Linked DNA regions of Mus musculus: region 1 is linked to region 2. The links are chromatin loops, found by intact Hi-C in ENCODE. Cell type or tissue: left cerebral cortex. All regions are shown on one strand.

Region 1 (8,000 bases), 290 kb after region 2:
CAAACCCAAGGCTTCCTCATATTTTCCCTGGCGTCTAGAAACCTGTCACCATAGAGACAGATGCACCCTTCTCTCCCAGGCAAATAGGGAGGCAACAGGGGCCCTTAATGCACAAACCTAAGAGGTCCAGGGAAAAGAATCCAAGAGACCTTTTTCCTAGCTGACTTACAAAGTAAAATTATTTTCCCCAAGATCAGTAGGTTCTGGTCCCCACTGATAATAGCAGCTGAACTGTAAGCCTCACATTGCTACCAGAATGAATTATCCTGGGCTCATTCTTTTCGGCATTGTTGCTGTTACTCAGGGTTTAAATGAAAGAGCTCTTGCCTGCATCTTTCCATCTCTTTCAGAAGATAGCTTTGTCCTTGAGCAGTCCTCACAGGGAGAGAGACACACTGCCCACGCTGTGCCCATCGACACTCTAACAAGGAAGAGATCCATGTGACCAGCCATCTGAGCCCCCTCCAGTCCTCTCTGCCTTCTATTGCTGCAAGCAACAGAACATGCTCCTGTTCCAAGAGGCAAAAAGATTAAGTTGGAGAAAGGGGCCAGACACCCCTGGAATAGAAACATCTGTGCAGTGTGGGTGGTGTTGCAGGAGTCTGTCCCTATGTATCTGCATATGTGCTCGGATGTCTTGGTAATTATGTGTGTAATATACATATGTCTATGAGTATTTGTACAAGAAGGCACACATGTGTCTATGTGTGGGCATATGTTGTTCTGCATGCCTCTAGTGTGTGTGTGTGTGTGTGTGTGTGTGTGTGTGTGTGTGTGTGTCACAGTTTCCAGACAAATTGAATGAACTCACGTGAGCATCACGCATGTGGGTTCGCTATTGTGGAATTAGAGGATAATAGGAAGAGTGTTGAGTTTGGAATTAGAACACCCATGTGTCAGTCACAGCTTCCTAGCATGGACTAGTCATATACCTTCCTGGACTCAGTGTCTCTCTGGGTTAAATGAAGATAAGGATCCCTGCCAATGACAGTGGAAACTGCCAGGCTCAAACCCCTTATGGATTTGGTATGCATTGTTAATCTGAGGTGAGCAATCACCTCACCCATTGTGCCAGGATAGGAGGAGATAGTCTTATCAGAGCACAAGAGATCAGGCCACAGAAGTCCGCCTCTGCTGGCCTTCCACTCACTGAGCATCATATGCATCTCAGGCAGCCTCTGAGAGAGCCCTGCTACTGCACCAGTAAGTGTAGAACTCAGTACCAAGAGAGGGCAAGGAAAAAGGACCCATCTCACCCTGACACTATCAGCACCCACATGGGAGGTGCTTCTGTGTGGCATAAGTGCCTCTCCAGCAACTCTTGAGGCAGAAAGCAAGGATGTCACCATAAGTCTGAGGCACCTTAAGTCAAAAGCCCTACCAACTTGTCCTTAGTCACACAGGTAGCAGATGGACAGACAACGTAGGATGAAGAGCCACACAGAAACTGAGAGCTGGCCCCTGTCTCTGCCCCCAGAGCCTGTACCCACAGCCACTCAATGTGACAGTGTTTTGCTGAAGAGAGATGAAAGTGATGGCCTTGAGAGCTAGCCTGGAGAAGACCACCAAGTCTTGCAGCTAGCTAGCCATAGAGTAAAAGAGGGAACTCAAAGATGAAGGGAGCATAAGAGAGGCCAGAAATTGCTTCCAGCAAGACAAGATCGCCCTCTCCTGTCCAGACAGAGCAGCGCCACAGTCAGTCTTCCATCTCCTTTTCTGGCAATCCTCCACTCAGAGCCCCACAAGGCAATGAAAACACGATTCCACTCTAGCCCTGCTTGAGAACTCCCTGGTCTGGTCTCCTCCATCAACTGACAGCCCTGAAACATCTGACCTTGCCAGTGACAGATACCCGTGTGCTCCCTGTCTCGGAGACCTGGGGCCTAGAGGCACAGTATACACAGTTGTCTTTGCAGATGACTTCTTGTAGTCATTATCAGACTCTCTGACAGCTGCTACCTTACTTGACTATGGAGGAGGTGTTAGGTTGCTAGGCAACCAAAGACAACCTGTGTAGAGAGGCCAAGGAATGGGCTCCAGATCCTTTCTGCTTAGTACAGCTCAGTGACCTTGCAAAGTTAGACCTGCAGCACCAGCACCAGCCACCGACATCTGCATAATGGTTAGAAGCCTATAGTGAAGTGCACAGAAAGTTCCAGGTTTGATTATGGCAGAGACCACCCACACCACAAAGACTCATCAACATCTATGTATGGACCAAAAGTCCAGACATGCTATAGAGTAGCGGTGAAGCTGGGAACATTGTGATCTGTGCAAAGGCAGTGGAAATGGGTTAGAAGCACTTCTCAGTATCTATGAAGTGCCTCAGGCCATACAACAAGTCTGTCTGGCTCTGGGGAAGAGCAGTAAGATGACAAGTAAGTCCTAGTGTATTTGAGACACCCTAGGACAGTGGGCGGCTAGACTGTTCCCCAGTGCTAGATGCTACAGGATACAAACATAGCCACCCTCTGGAGGAAAAACACGAACCAATAGCACTGAAAGGTATAGACAACCTCTAGACAGCTCTCAAGAGGACAGAAGTATCTCCACCTGGCACCCTCCAGGACAGCTTTCCCTCCAGGCAAGGTTAGAAGAGTGGCCTGCACACACGGCAGCCGAGAAGGAGGATTAAGTGTGCCATGGGGAACAAGGTCCATCTGCACACTGGTGCAGCCAGCACTGTACCGGACAAGAATACAGATTGTGAGAGGAGTCAGACATTGTGATCCCTTCAGCCATGGGTAAAAGCTCTGCTTGGAGTCAGAGCAATTCTTCGAGGCTTTGGAAGGTCCGACACATAAGAGTCATGGCTGTTATTAGAAGTCACACCAGCAAACATAACAATGGAAGCTGCTCCAAATGTCCTCGGCTCCATCCTCACTGGGGGCCCTTTCCAACCCAGAGAATGATACCACAGGCTGTGTATCCAGGGAAAGAATGAAATTCAACCTTAGTTTCTAGAAATGACCATTGAAACAAAGTAGCATGAGGCAGGGGGCTGGGGTGGGAGGTAGCTTCTATGGCCAGAGGCTGCATTAACGTTTCAGGTTTCAGACTTTTCTCTGCTAGGGTGACACACACACACACACACACACACACACACACACAAAACAAAAACAAAAACAAAAAACAAAACAAAAACAAAAACTGGTCCTCACAGGGGCAGCCCTCCTCTATAGATCCAGAAACCACAGTGAGCCCAGGTCACAGGTTGCATTCCCTCTTGCTAATAAATATCTGCTGATCCTAGCCAACTAGCAAGATAGTCGTGTCTTCTAGACACGACAGAGTTGACAGAATTTCCACAATATGATAACCTAAACAAGAGCTGCATGTATACCACACCAGTCAACATGTCATCGTGGGACATCACAAGGCCCTGCCTCTCCATGAAGAGCTACAGGCAGTCAAACAATGGATTCTGATCTGAGAAGCGGAGAATCCATTTTCTCTGAGCATAATCCCCGTAATGGAATATTCAGTATCAAGTGAACAACCCTAAGTACATATGAGCAACACTGAACAGACTCTGTGGATCATATAGATTATGTCTACAACGTATAATGAATATAGAAGAGATCATGAACTTGGGAAAGTGGAGACACAAGATGAATTGGGAGATACAAGTAACGTATCTGTACTTGTAAGTGAACTTCTCAAAAAAATTATTTTTAAAGAGCATCTGCTGATCCCTTACAATGTGAGCTGTCTCGGATCTGGGCACCATGTGAGTTCCATGCAAGGTCACACACGCAGCCCGTGGCAGCCTGCAAAGCACCCTCCCATGTCATTTCCCTTGGTCCTTACCCAGATCTTGCAGAACAGTGGCAAAGCAAGCACTCTGATCTTTGTTTGCTTGCTCTCCTTTTATCCTGAAGGATGCAGTGGCATACTGTGATGCACACTAGATCTAAAGCATGCAGCCTGGTGCTTTCTGATATGCGTATACACCTGTAAGACCATTACTGGTGCCCACTTGGTGATTCCTCCCGTCTTCCTGCCCTCTCTCCCAGGCCACTGCTGATCAGCTTTCTGCTGCTCTAGATTAGCATTTCTGAGGTTTTGTATTCATGAAGTTATTCTATATGTTCCTATCTGGCTCCTTTGACTCAGCCTATTTTCTTATTATAGATGACAACACGGAGGCTTGATGAGACACTGCAAGCAGTTAGTGTAGACAATAGTCCTGGCTCAGAGCCCAGCATGCTGCCTGCCACTCATCCTTACCACTCCATCATTCCATCCCCAGACATTAACTGAGCACTTGGGGTGGGCTGAGTTTGTAAAACTAGACATGGCCCCTACCCTCAGGAACATGCAATTACTCTTTCCTGTTTTTATTAACCAACCTTGTAAAGAATATTTACCAAATAACCACTCAGTGTGGGTGCACTGCTTAAAATGATGCTGTTTCTCAAACCCTCCACCCTCCTCCTACCTGCCACCTCAGACTGGACACTGGTACAGAGAGTGATTCAAGATAAACCCTGTCCTTCAGGAACATGCAAAAAACACAAGGAATGCCCTGCTAGGCATTGCCTGTACTCTGGACACTTGAAGAGGTTGTAGGTACTGAGGCTGAGCCCGTGGATAGTGTCCCTCCACACGGAGAGCTGAAGAGTAGTCAGTGCAGCAGGCCAGGGCACACAAAGGCAGATAAAGCTGGACTGGCCAGCATAGGTTCTGTGGCAGGTTATAGACCATCTCCACATGAGCAGGGAAGATGACAAAGAGGCAACGTAACCTAGAAGTGGGACAGCTTAGTGGTGGGTCAGGCAGAGCAGATGGAAAGGGTATGGAGTTAAGATTCCTGCATTTCCTCACATGGACCCCATTTCTACCCTTGAGTTTGCTGTAATGATGAGGAAGGGAGGTAGGGAGGGTGAAGGGCAGTTACCCACATTTAAAGAAAAGATGACTTACAATTTAGAAAGTTACATCCCATGTAATTCTCAATATAATCTCTCTCTCTCTCTCTCTCTCTCTCTCTCTCTCTCTCTCTCTCTCTCTCTCTCTCTCTCTCTTCTCTCTCTCTCTCTACCTTTTCTTTTGGGATTCAAGTTTGTACACATGAGTTCAGGTGCACCTGTCCTATTCCCAGAGGGCAGAGAAGGACAGCTAGTGTCCTGCTTTCTCTGTCTCTTCCTTATTCCCTTGAGACAGGATCTCCACTGAACTTGGCACTCACTGCTTTTTCAGCTGGACTGGCTAGCCAGAAAGTCTTAGCAAGCACACAAGCTTCTTACCTCAACACACACACACACATGGAAGGGATGGAGAGGGGGAGGGAGAGAGAACTGAAATTAGATGAGATTGTGACACACCAGTTTTCACATGGGTACCAGCGATCCAAATGAATCTCTTCATACTCGCATAGCAAACTCTCTTACCCACTAAGGCTCCTCCCAGCCCCTCAGTATAGTCTTTCAGATGGGAATTACTATTCTTCTTACCCATTTCATATACCAGAAAACTAAGAGTTATAAAATCCAGTAGTTTATTCAAAAATATTCAACCCCTAAGTAGCGAAACAAAGCTCCAAGCCAGGTCACTTTCAGCCACACAGCTAACACTTTAGGGTCACCTGTGTAGACCTAGGATTTGAGCTGCTGTCAACTGGTTCTGTTCTCAAAAATCTTACACACAGTTCTGACCTATGTTCCAACCACTTGCTCCTTGCCAAGCCTCATGCAAGGTGCCCACGTGAGTATATCTTCCGCAGTCTATATAGAAGGAGTCGCTCACTGAAATCTGGAAGGCAGCAAAGGCCACAGATGCCCAAGAGGCAGAGAAAGTGTTCAGGATTCTGACCTAACCACCTCATTCACGTACATGGATTGCGAAGCAGAACAGGGCAAGCCTCCAAAGAGCTGAGATCCCAAGATTCTATAAGCCTGGCTCCCCACCCCTCAGTCCCCTGTGGTGTAGTAGAGATGGTTCTGGGCCAAGAGACTACAACAGAGCTCACAGAACTCTGCAGCACTAGCTATAGAGTTGTTGGAAGTCACTTGCCCATACAATACAATACAGCTGTCTTCTAACTATTGCCAACCAGTGAGATAAGGGAATGTGAAATCACTTTGAAGAGACTACAATGCTGTACACAGCAGGGCTCCCTGGCCCCTGTGATGTAACTATTCCAATGCCATGGTCACTACAGATACCACCTCAGGTTAGGTCACTTACCTCTGCCTCCACACTCACTCTAGCCTGCCTGGCTAGTGTTCTTCAATAGAAACAGAAGCTGGCAGGAACCTGGAGAGTGTTCATCTATGTTCATTCATATCCAAGCTTTGGTCCTAAGCCTACCCCAAATGCCCCCTACACACAGAGATGGTATAGGGAGAGAAGGAGGGAAAGAAGGAGGGAAGGAGGGAGGGAGGAAGGGAGGGAGGGAGGGAGGGAAGGAGGGAGGGAGGGAGGGAGGGAGGGAGAGAAGGAGGGAGGGATGGATGCTAGAGAGAGGGAGTTTCACTGAAAATTATTCACTTTGATTTAGAGCTCAAAACTTCCACTGGCTAGTGTCTTCTAAATTTTCTGTGATGTGGAAACACTGGCAAACACAGCAATAGATACAATCCTCTCTCTGCCAAGCATTTCACACATGTATCACACTAACTCTACCCTCAAAGATCTCCTTCCAGATAAGGGGCTCCAGTCTTGAAGAAGACATTGTAGATCAGCCACCCTGCCTCTGTCTTTTTAGTCTTCCTGAACGCCATCCCAGACCTCACAACTTGACAGAACAGAGCAGAGCTTTGGCTGGGTGTCAAAGATGTAAACGAGAGGGTTTTAAGAAAATGACTTGACTGTTGGATGCAGAAAAGAGGAGTTAAGAGTGGCAATGGGTGTGGGAACATGCTGGATAAACTGACGGACATCACATGATTACAACTATACTTTCATTATCAAGGAGCATTAACTTTCTCCTTTTGGAGACCACCTTTAAGCCCCTGTGTTTCTAGGTCTTCCTACTCTGGAGACAGTTTGCCCCTCATCACTAGGATCATTCCTCATACTTTATTTTAAACTAGTAGATGGTGTGTACAAACTCAGAGGAGCAAAACAGTGCCAAGGAATGATTGCTGCTGGAAACACCACAGCATTCCTCCCCAAGCTATTGCTAAATCATTGCTTAATCCACTGCTATACCTTGCCTCAACAGTCAAGAGCCAGCTGAATCCTACCTTGACTCCCATATAATGAATTCCTTCTTCTTCACAGCGTCCAGTGGGTAGCAAAGACTGGGGGTCTTCATGCTGTTCTCCTGACTCCCTAGAATGGATGTGTGTAGCTGGAAAGAAATGGAGGTTGCTCTGGTCAATTTTGATAACTCGGATGAAATCCATGAAGAGCCAGGCTATGCCACAGACTTTGACCCAACCAGCTCAAAAGGCCGCCCTGGTAGCAGTCCCTTTTCCAATTGGAGAGTCCTTATCAGTGACAACACCAACCATGAAACTGCCTTCTCCAAGATCCCAGGAGAGTATGTGGATCCCCCGGGACCTGAGCCAGTGGTCTTGAATGAGGGAAACCAAAGGGTGATCATCAACATTGCTGGTCTGAGATTCGAGACTCAGCTCAGAACACTTAATCAATTCCCAGAGACACTCCTGGGAGACCGGGAGAAAAGGATGCAATTTTTTGACTCCATGAGAAATGAGTATTTCTTTGATAGAAACAGACCTAGTTTTGATGGAATCTTATATTATTACCAGTCTGGTGGGAAAATACGGCGGCCAGCCAACGTGCCTATCGATGTTTTCGCTGATGAGATCTCCTTCTATGAACTGGGTAGCGAGGCCATGGACCAGTTCCGGGAGGATGAAGGCTTCATTAAGGACCCTGAGACACTGCTGCCCACCAATGACTTTCACCGGCAATTCTGGCTTCTCTTTGAGTACCCCGAGAGCTCCAGTGCAGCTCGAGGAGTGGCTGTGGTCTCGGTTTTGGTTGTAGTCATCTCCATCACCATCTTCTGCCTGGAGACACTCCCA
Region 2 (8,000 bases):
TGACCCTATGGTATGCTTATAGACAGGATACTAGCATGGCTGTCCTCTGAGAGGCCCAACAAGCAGCTGGCTGAGACAGATACTTACACCCTGAAATCAAGGACCCCTGTGGTTGAAGTAGGGAAATGCTGTAAGAAGCTGAGGAGAAGTGCAAGCCCATTGGAAGACTAGCAGTCTCAATTAACGTGGACCCCTGAGATCTCTCAGACACTGAGCCACCAACTAGGCAGCATGCAGAAGCTGGTGTGGGGCCCTCAACACATATATAGCAGAAGACTGCCTGGCCTGGCTTCAGTGGGAGAAGACGTGCCTAACCTTTGAGAGACTTGAGGCCCCAGTGAGTGGAGAGGCCTGGCTGGGGTGGGGACATTCTCTTGGAGACACAGGGGAGGAGAAATGGAATAAGGAACTATTGGAGGGTGGACTGGGAGTGGGGGCAATGACTGGACTATAAAAAAAAACTAAAAGTAATAAAAACTAAATAAATAATTTAAAAAAAGATAGATCACAGAAAACAAGAATGTTCTTGCCCAGACAAACCACTGTAAATAAATTTGTGTGTGCATGACTTTTTGTTGTTGACAAGTAAATCGTATATGTATTTGTGGTGTATAGCATGGCAGCTTAACCATACAGAATGGCTAAATCTAGCTATTACAAATGTATTACTGCACATTCTTAGCCTTCTGTACCGAGAACACTTAAAATTTACTCTCATGGTTTTCAAGTGTATAGTCTGCTCTTGTTAAAAATTCTCACCACAATTTATTCTGCCTAATTGAAATGTTTTGTCCTTCAACAAATCTCTCTAATTATAGAAATTGTGATTATTATTAACTTTATGAGTCAAAAGGATGAAATAACCTTACTAGATTTACGTATTCTCCCCACAAAGACATGACTAATTATTGTGTTCTTGCAATCTACTCGTTCTTGTCTTGACAGTCTTAACTAGTCCAACAAGACACAGGAAAATCTGTCTAGGGGACCAAGGGAGAAAGGAGAGGTACAAAATGGCCACACTGACACTACAAGAGGGAATATCCCTCCTTACTTCAAACTCTTGGGTACCGTGGGAGTGAGGGGGGACTGATTCTGTATGTCCAGGGACCTGGTCCAGTGTTTCTTTTCCATCCGGTGCCATACTCCATCTCTTTTCCCTGTTGTAAAGGAGCCCGGGAAACAATCTTCCTATTTTTTTTTATTATTAGGTATTTTCCTCGTTTACATTTTCAATGCTATCCCAAAGGTCCCCCATACTCACCCCCCCCAATCCCCTACCCACCCACTCCCCCTTTTTGGCCCTGGCGTTCCCCTGTACTGCGGCATATAAAGTTTGCAAGTCCAATGGGCCTCTCTTTGCAGTGATGGCCGACTAGGCCATCTTCTGATACATATGCAGCTAGAGTCAAGAGCTCCGGGGTACTGGTTAGTTCATAATGTTGTTCCACCTATAGGGTTGCAGTTCCCTTTAGCTCCTTAGGTAATTTCTCTAGCTCCTCCATTAGGGGCCGTGTAACCCATCCAATAACTGACTGTGATCATCCACTTCTGTGTTTGCTAGGCCCCGGCATAGTCTCACAAGAGAGAGCTATATCTGGGTCCTTTCAGCAAAATCTTGCTAGTGTATGCAATGGTGTCAGAATTTGGAAGCTGATTATGGGATGGATCCCTGCATATGGCAATCACTAGATGGTCCATCCTTTCGTCACAGCTCCAAATTTTGTCTCTGTAACTCCTTCCATGGGCGTTTTGTTCCCATTTCTAAGAAAGGGTAAAGTGTCCACACTTTGGTCTTTGTTCTTCTTGAATTTCATGCGTTTGGCAAATTGTATCTTATATCTTGGGTATCCTAAGTTTCTGGGCTAATATCCACTTATCAGTGAGTACATATTGTGTGAGTTCCTTTGTGAATGTGTTACCTCACTCAGGATGATGCCCTCCAGGTCCATCCATTTGGCTAGGAATTTCATAAATTCATTCTTTTTAATAGCTGAGTAGTACTCCATTGTGTAGATGTACCACATTTTCTGTATCCATTCCTCTGTTGAGGGGCATCTGGGTTCTTTCCAGCTTCTGGCTATTATAAACAAAGCTGCTATGTGGAGCATGTGTTCTTCATGCTTGGTTGGGACATCTTCTGGATATATGCCCAGGAGAGGTATTGTGGGATCCTCCGGTAGTACTATGTCCAATTTTCTGAGGAACCGCCAGACTGATTTCCAGAGTGGTTGTACAAGCTTGCAATCCCACCAACAATGGAGGAGTGTTCCCCTTTCTCCACATCCTCGCCAGCATCTGCTGTCACCTGAGTTTTTGATCTTAGCCATTCTGACTGGAGTGAAGTGGAATCTCAGTGTTGTTTTGATTTGCATTTCCCTGATGATTAAGGATGTTGAACATTTTTTCAGGTGCTTCTCTGCCATTCGGTATTCCTCAGGTGAGAATTCTTTGTTCAGCTCTGAGCCCCATTTTTTAATGGGGTTATTTGATTTTCTGGAGTCCACCTTCTTGAGTTCTTTATATATATTGGATATTAGTCCCCTATTCGATTTGGGATAGGTAAAGATCCTTTCCCAATCTGTTGGTGGTCTTTTTGTCTTATTGACGGTGTCTTTTGCTTTGCAGAAGCTTTGCAATTTTATGAGGTTCCATTTATTGATTCTTGATCTTACAGCACAAGCCATTGCTGTTCTATTCAGGAATTTTTCCCCTGTACCCATATCTTTGAGTCTTTTCCCTACTTTCTCCTCTATAAGTTTCAGTGTCTCTGGTTTTATGTGGAGTTCCTTAATCCACTTAGATTTGACCTTAGTACAAGGAGATAGAAATGGATCAATTCGCGTTCTTCTACATGATAACTGCCAGTTGTGCCAGCACCATTTGTTGAAAATGCTGTCTTTTTTCCACTGGATGGTTTTAGCTCCCTTGTCAAAGATAAAGTGACCATAGGTGTGTGGATTCATCTCTGGGTCTTCAATGAGAGCACAGTTCTGAAATCAGTGTGAAGTTGAACTTAATTCTACACATTGAACACCAGAGGGCAGAGCACCACTACAGAAAAATCAAAACAGCAAAGACATCCAGGGAAATGTCTCCAGAAGCTGAATGCAGTTAAGTTTCCCTGTGTTGAGTGTCGGAATCACAGATTCATGTTTATACTCTCAGACATTGTTTCTACTGAAAGCGCCCACCCCAGATAGTGTCCCCCAAATGTCTGAATGTATTCAGGTATTTCTATCCCTAATGTATAGGCATTTCTGTTGCTTGAAGAGAAAAGGGAGTGAGACAGGAGAGTGTAAAAGTATGTGGAGGAACAACAGCTGGGCTATCACTGAACATCATCCCAGACAAGGGAAACACATTAGTACCTCTGGATATTAAGTGCATCCATGTCATACAAAAGAAGGGAAAGTGAAGCAAATCAAACTAAAAGGACTGGGCTCTTCCTGTCTTGCTGTCAGATGATCACATTCTAGACCCTCCGTGAAGCTCAAATTCAAGGTGACCTTCAAAGTTGGTTGCAGAGCATTTAAGTAGTCTTTGTGGATTGACATGAGGTGGTATAATTTCTGAAGTTGTTGTATTCGTAAATTAACATAATTTAACTTTAAAGATCTGTTGACCACGGAAGCAAAGATCAGAGATGAGTTTGAAGTAAAAGACAATAGTGATAAAATTCTTTGCACTTTATGTGTTATAGGAATTTAATTGGCAGGATTACCTATGGATATATAGAAAAGGACCAGAGTAGTCCCCAGATGCTACAGTTTTCTGGCTTCACTGCCACAACTCAGGGAAACATTATATAAGGGCCCACCTGTCTCTGGGTGGGCTAAGTGGAAAGAGTTCTGGTTAGAGACACAAAAGTCTGGCACTTAAGGTCCAGTTTGTGCTTGCTCTGCCAGTCTCCTCTGGAGACGTTACTGAGCTGGTCTGGATCTCAGTTTTTACCTTTGAAAGTGACAATTATTCATAGAATGCAGTCACCCACTGAGCAGCAGAGCTGTTTTGTAATCCGACAGCTGTTTACAACACTCCTAATGATTCTTTCTCAAGCATCAGGATGATGTGTGAATAAAGAATGAGGACTCAGGATCAACTATCCCAAGGTTGTCTTCCAAGGTCATGGAAAATTACAATGTCAAATTCGTCTGATACTGCTCTATTCTCAGATACAAGCATACATTTTCCCTTTTTGGAGTTTAATTGGTTCCTTATGGTATAGGAAGCAGCACATAGAAAGAATTAAATAGACACACAACTGGAGCAGACTGCTTTATGAAGATCTGCCCTCTGTGGACTGAGGAAGAACATTGTGTACTAACACTGCCTCCCATCTCAGCAGTGCATTGAGCCTTCATTTGGAGGAAATCAATACTGGCAAGCCTGAAAGAAAGATTTGCTCCTTTCCATTTGTTATCTGAGATGCCTTCAGACATTTCACATACCCGTAGCTCATCAGTCTCAGTCTCCTATCACAGTCACTTAACAAAACAGAGGAATGATGTAGGGAAGGCTGTTTGGGCTGCAGGTGGGGAGTGCCAAGGTTTCAGTCAGAAGGCTCTTTGGAGCCCTCTAGTCTAATTCCTTACTGTAGAGTTAGCAGCCAAGAAGTGACTGACCTACACAGGCTGCACAGGTGAAAGGAGGTGACAAGGCTAGAACTTAGATTTGTCGATGCCACCATCAGGCCCTCATCCAGGCCTGCATCCTGACGCCAAGATTCAGAGAAAGAAGACATGTTTACCTTCTCTGATTCCCTGATATGGAGCATGCATGTACCCAGGGTGTAAGGCTTTCAAGGAAAGGGTTAGTAGTAGTTTAAAACATAGACTTACAGCAAGATTTTGCTGAAAGGACCCTGATATAGCTGTCTCTTGTGAGGCTATGCCAGTGCCTGGCAAATACAGAAGTGGGTACTTACAATCATCTATTGGATGGAACACAGGGCCCCCAATGGAGGAGATACAGAAAGTACTCAAGGAGCTTAAGGGGTCTGAAACCCTATGGGAGGAACAATATGAACTAACCAGTACCCCCAGAGTTTGTGTCTCTAGCTGCATATGTAGCAGAAGATGGCCTAGTCAGCCATCATTGGGAAGAAAGGCCCCTTGGTCTTGCAAACTTTATATGCCCAGTACAGGGGAATGCCAGGGCGAAGAAGTGGGAGTGGGTGGGTAGGGGAGCGGGGCGGGGGGAGGGTATAGGGGACTTTTGGGATAGCATTCAAAATGTAAATGAATAAAATACCTAATAAAAAATTGAAAAAAAAACACAGGCTTGTGGTCTGAAATTTTTATCAGTTCTTACAAAAATGTGTGTGTGTGTGTGTGTGTGTGTGTGTGTGTGTGTGTGTATGAAGTATGATTCAGTCTCTTTAGTCATAGAAGTCATATCATATGCTGAGGGTTGTTTATTACATGTAAAATAATTAAAACTTAAAATTATGAAAAAAGCCCTATGCAACTGATGCTTGTCTTACCTATGGCTAAGAAGCTTGCAGTCACTAAACACAAATAATGTAGCTCTGGACCCCATACTTGAACTACAGTACTCAAAACTCCTTCAATTCCATGTCAAACAATTCAGCAAACACATGCACCTGCCAGAAGGTGACAATACATCTAGGTTGTGCCTGCACGTTGTGTGCCAGACAGTTGATCAAGATCTCCCATTGTCTTGCGACATGAGAAAGAAATTCATCACCTGCACTTCTTTGGGAAACAGTATGTGTTACTGTGTCACTCCATAAGTGTAAATTGTTACTCTTGGGTTTTTTGTTTGTTTGTTTGTTTTGTTGTTTGTTTGTTTGTTTGTTTGCTTGTTTTCGAGACAGGGTTCTCTGTATAGCCCTGGCTGTCCAGAAACTCAATTTGTAGACCAAGATGGCCTTGAACTCAGAAATCCGCCTACCTCTGCCTCCCAAGTGCTAGAATTAAAGGCAAGTGCCACCACTGCCCAGCTGTGAATTGTTACTCTTTATCACTAGAGTCTCTATGTGGATTAGCTTATTTTAAAGCTAATGTACACTGAGTCATTTGGGCAGATCCAGGAAAAGCTTGGCATGCAGATGACAGCATTTCACCCAAAGAATTTCATAATGATTTGGTCCCACAGTGAGAGTGGTCCAGACTGGACATTCTCAAGCAGTTTTCTACCCAAAATATTAATTATTCATAATGCCTTTAAATACTCTTCTATGATGAAATGTTAAGTGGCATATTAAATATTCATCACGATGCACCTAGTGCAAAGCCATGGGTAGAACAGAGCAAAACAAGTGTGATTCGCATTATATATCTTTAATTCAAGGCACTGCAAGCCCTAGGAGGCTAGAACTCTATCCTATTCTAAAAGAAAACCAGGAAAGCCAATTTGCAGCAGCCCTTCACATCCTGCCAAACTGTCTTTATAGTCTTGGCAAAACATCTTTTCCTTTTTTTTTTTTAATCTTTTCAAAATTGAGGTATAACTTATATGAATATATATGCACACCCACAATAACCAACACCTACATCATGTTATAGAATACTTATAGCAGCCTAGAAGTTTTCCTTCTGCTTCTTCCAAGTCAATATCCATCCCACACACGTACAAAGTCAGTATTTTGACAAAAAGTTGTTTTTAAGTCTAACTTACATTCTTCCTGCTGTCATTGCTTTGACGTCTTATCCTTTTAAACTTGAAGCACAGCCAAGGAGTCATCACTGCCCATTGATTTCAAGTTGGCTGAAGTTTGGAAACGGAAAACAGGAGGCTCCCGGGGTTGTTCAGGAAAAGATGGTAAGTAGGGCTTGAGTGTGGAACAGCTTAGAGAAAAGGCAGAACAGAGAGATCTGTGGATGTTGTGTAAGTGGTGACTTCAGAAGTGGAGAGGTGAAAGTGAAGGAAAAAGTGGGGTCAGGTACTGCTTCTGGGTTCTGACAAAAGCATCTTGGAGGATGCAACCATTTGCTTAGAAAGAGAAGATGTCTCCATATTTGCTCCTGCGAGTATTTGTTCTCCTTCTAAGAAGGACCAAAGTATCCACAATTTGGTCTTCCTTCTTTTTGAACTTCATGTGGTCTGTGAATTGTATCCTTGTTATTTGGAGCTTTGTGGTTAGTATCCACTTAACAGTGAGGGTATACCATGTGTTTTCTTTTTCAATTGGGTTACCTCACTCAGGATGATATTTTCTAGTTCTATTTATTTGCCTAAAAACTTCATGAATTCACCTTTTTTAATAGCTGAGTAGTACTCCATCCCAGAGACTGCCCCACCTGGGTGTTCATCCCATATACAGTTACCAAACCCAGACACTATTGTGGATGCCAAGAAGTGCATGCTGTAAGGAACCTGATATGGCTGTCTCCTGAGAGGCCCTGCCAGAGCCTTACAAATACAGAGGCAGATGTTAGTAGCCAACCATTAGACTGAGCCTGAGGTCCCTAATAGAGGAGTTAGAGAAGAGACTGAAGGAGTTGAAGGGGTTTGCAACCCCATAGGAAGAACAACAATATCAACCAACCAGACTCCTCCACCAGAACTCCCATGCATTATTCCATCAACAAAGGAGTACACATGGCTCCAGCTGCATAGGTAGCATTGGATGGCCTCGTCATGCATCAATGGAAGGAGAGGTCCTTAGTCCTGTGAAGGCTTGATAGATGCCCCAGTGTAGGGGAATTGAGGGCAGGGAGATAGGAGTGGATGGGTGGTGGAGGAAGCAGGGCAGGGAGAATGTGATAGGGGGTTTCCGGGAGGGAGGGAAACCACTGGGAAAGGGGATAACATTTGAAATGTAAATAAAGAAAATATCCAATAAAAGAAGAAGGAGGAGGAGGAGGAGGGGGAGGGGGAGGGGGGAAGTGGGAGAAGGAGACAGAGAGGAAGGAGGAGGAGAGGGAGAGGGACGGGGAGAGGGGAGGGGGAGGAGGGAGGGGGAGGAGGAGGAGGAGGAGGAGGAGGAGGAGGAGGAGAAGAAGAAGAAGAAGAAGAAGAAGAAGAAGAAGAAG

The links. Hi-C counts contacts between places; a loop is a spot of excess contacts. Peaks named below come from ENCODE experiments on the same cell type or tissue, not always from the same donor. Only the 100,000 strongest peaks of a DNase experiment are listed, where the experiment ranks them.
Region 1: it touches region 2 in a loop (8-fold over the local background); 13 of 42 quality-filtered maps call a loop at or near these places.

The regions. Positions count from the first base shown.
Region 1 is chr3:107,186,772-107,194,771 of GRCm38, forward strand. Kcna10 (potassium voltage-gated channel, shaker-related subfamily, member 10) reads left to right here. Exons shown (of 2, transcript NM_001081140.1): 2 at 7,228-8,000. The coding sequence starts at 7,284. Among named protein-coding and RNA genes, the nearest start is that of Kcna10, 7.6 kb to the left of the region's middle. In left cerebral cortex, a CTCF peak has its summit at 1,670 (motif pointing left); DNase peaks (open chromatin) are centred at 60, 467, 950, 1,679 and 2 more places; H3K27ac peaks cover 497 bases.
Region 2 is chr3:106,900,313-106,908,312 of GRCm38, forward strand. Gm27008 (a long non-coding RNA gene) reads right to left here. Exons shown (of 6, transcript XR_867553.3): 5 at 6,643-6,812; 6 at 2,929-3,618. Among named protein-coding and RNA genes, the nearest start is that of Gm35507, 25 kb to the left of the region's middle. In left cerebral cortex, a CTCF peak has its summit at 3,056 (motif pointing right); DNase peaks (open chromatin) are centred at 3,071, 4,305, 4,487, 6,458 and 1 more place.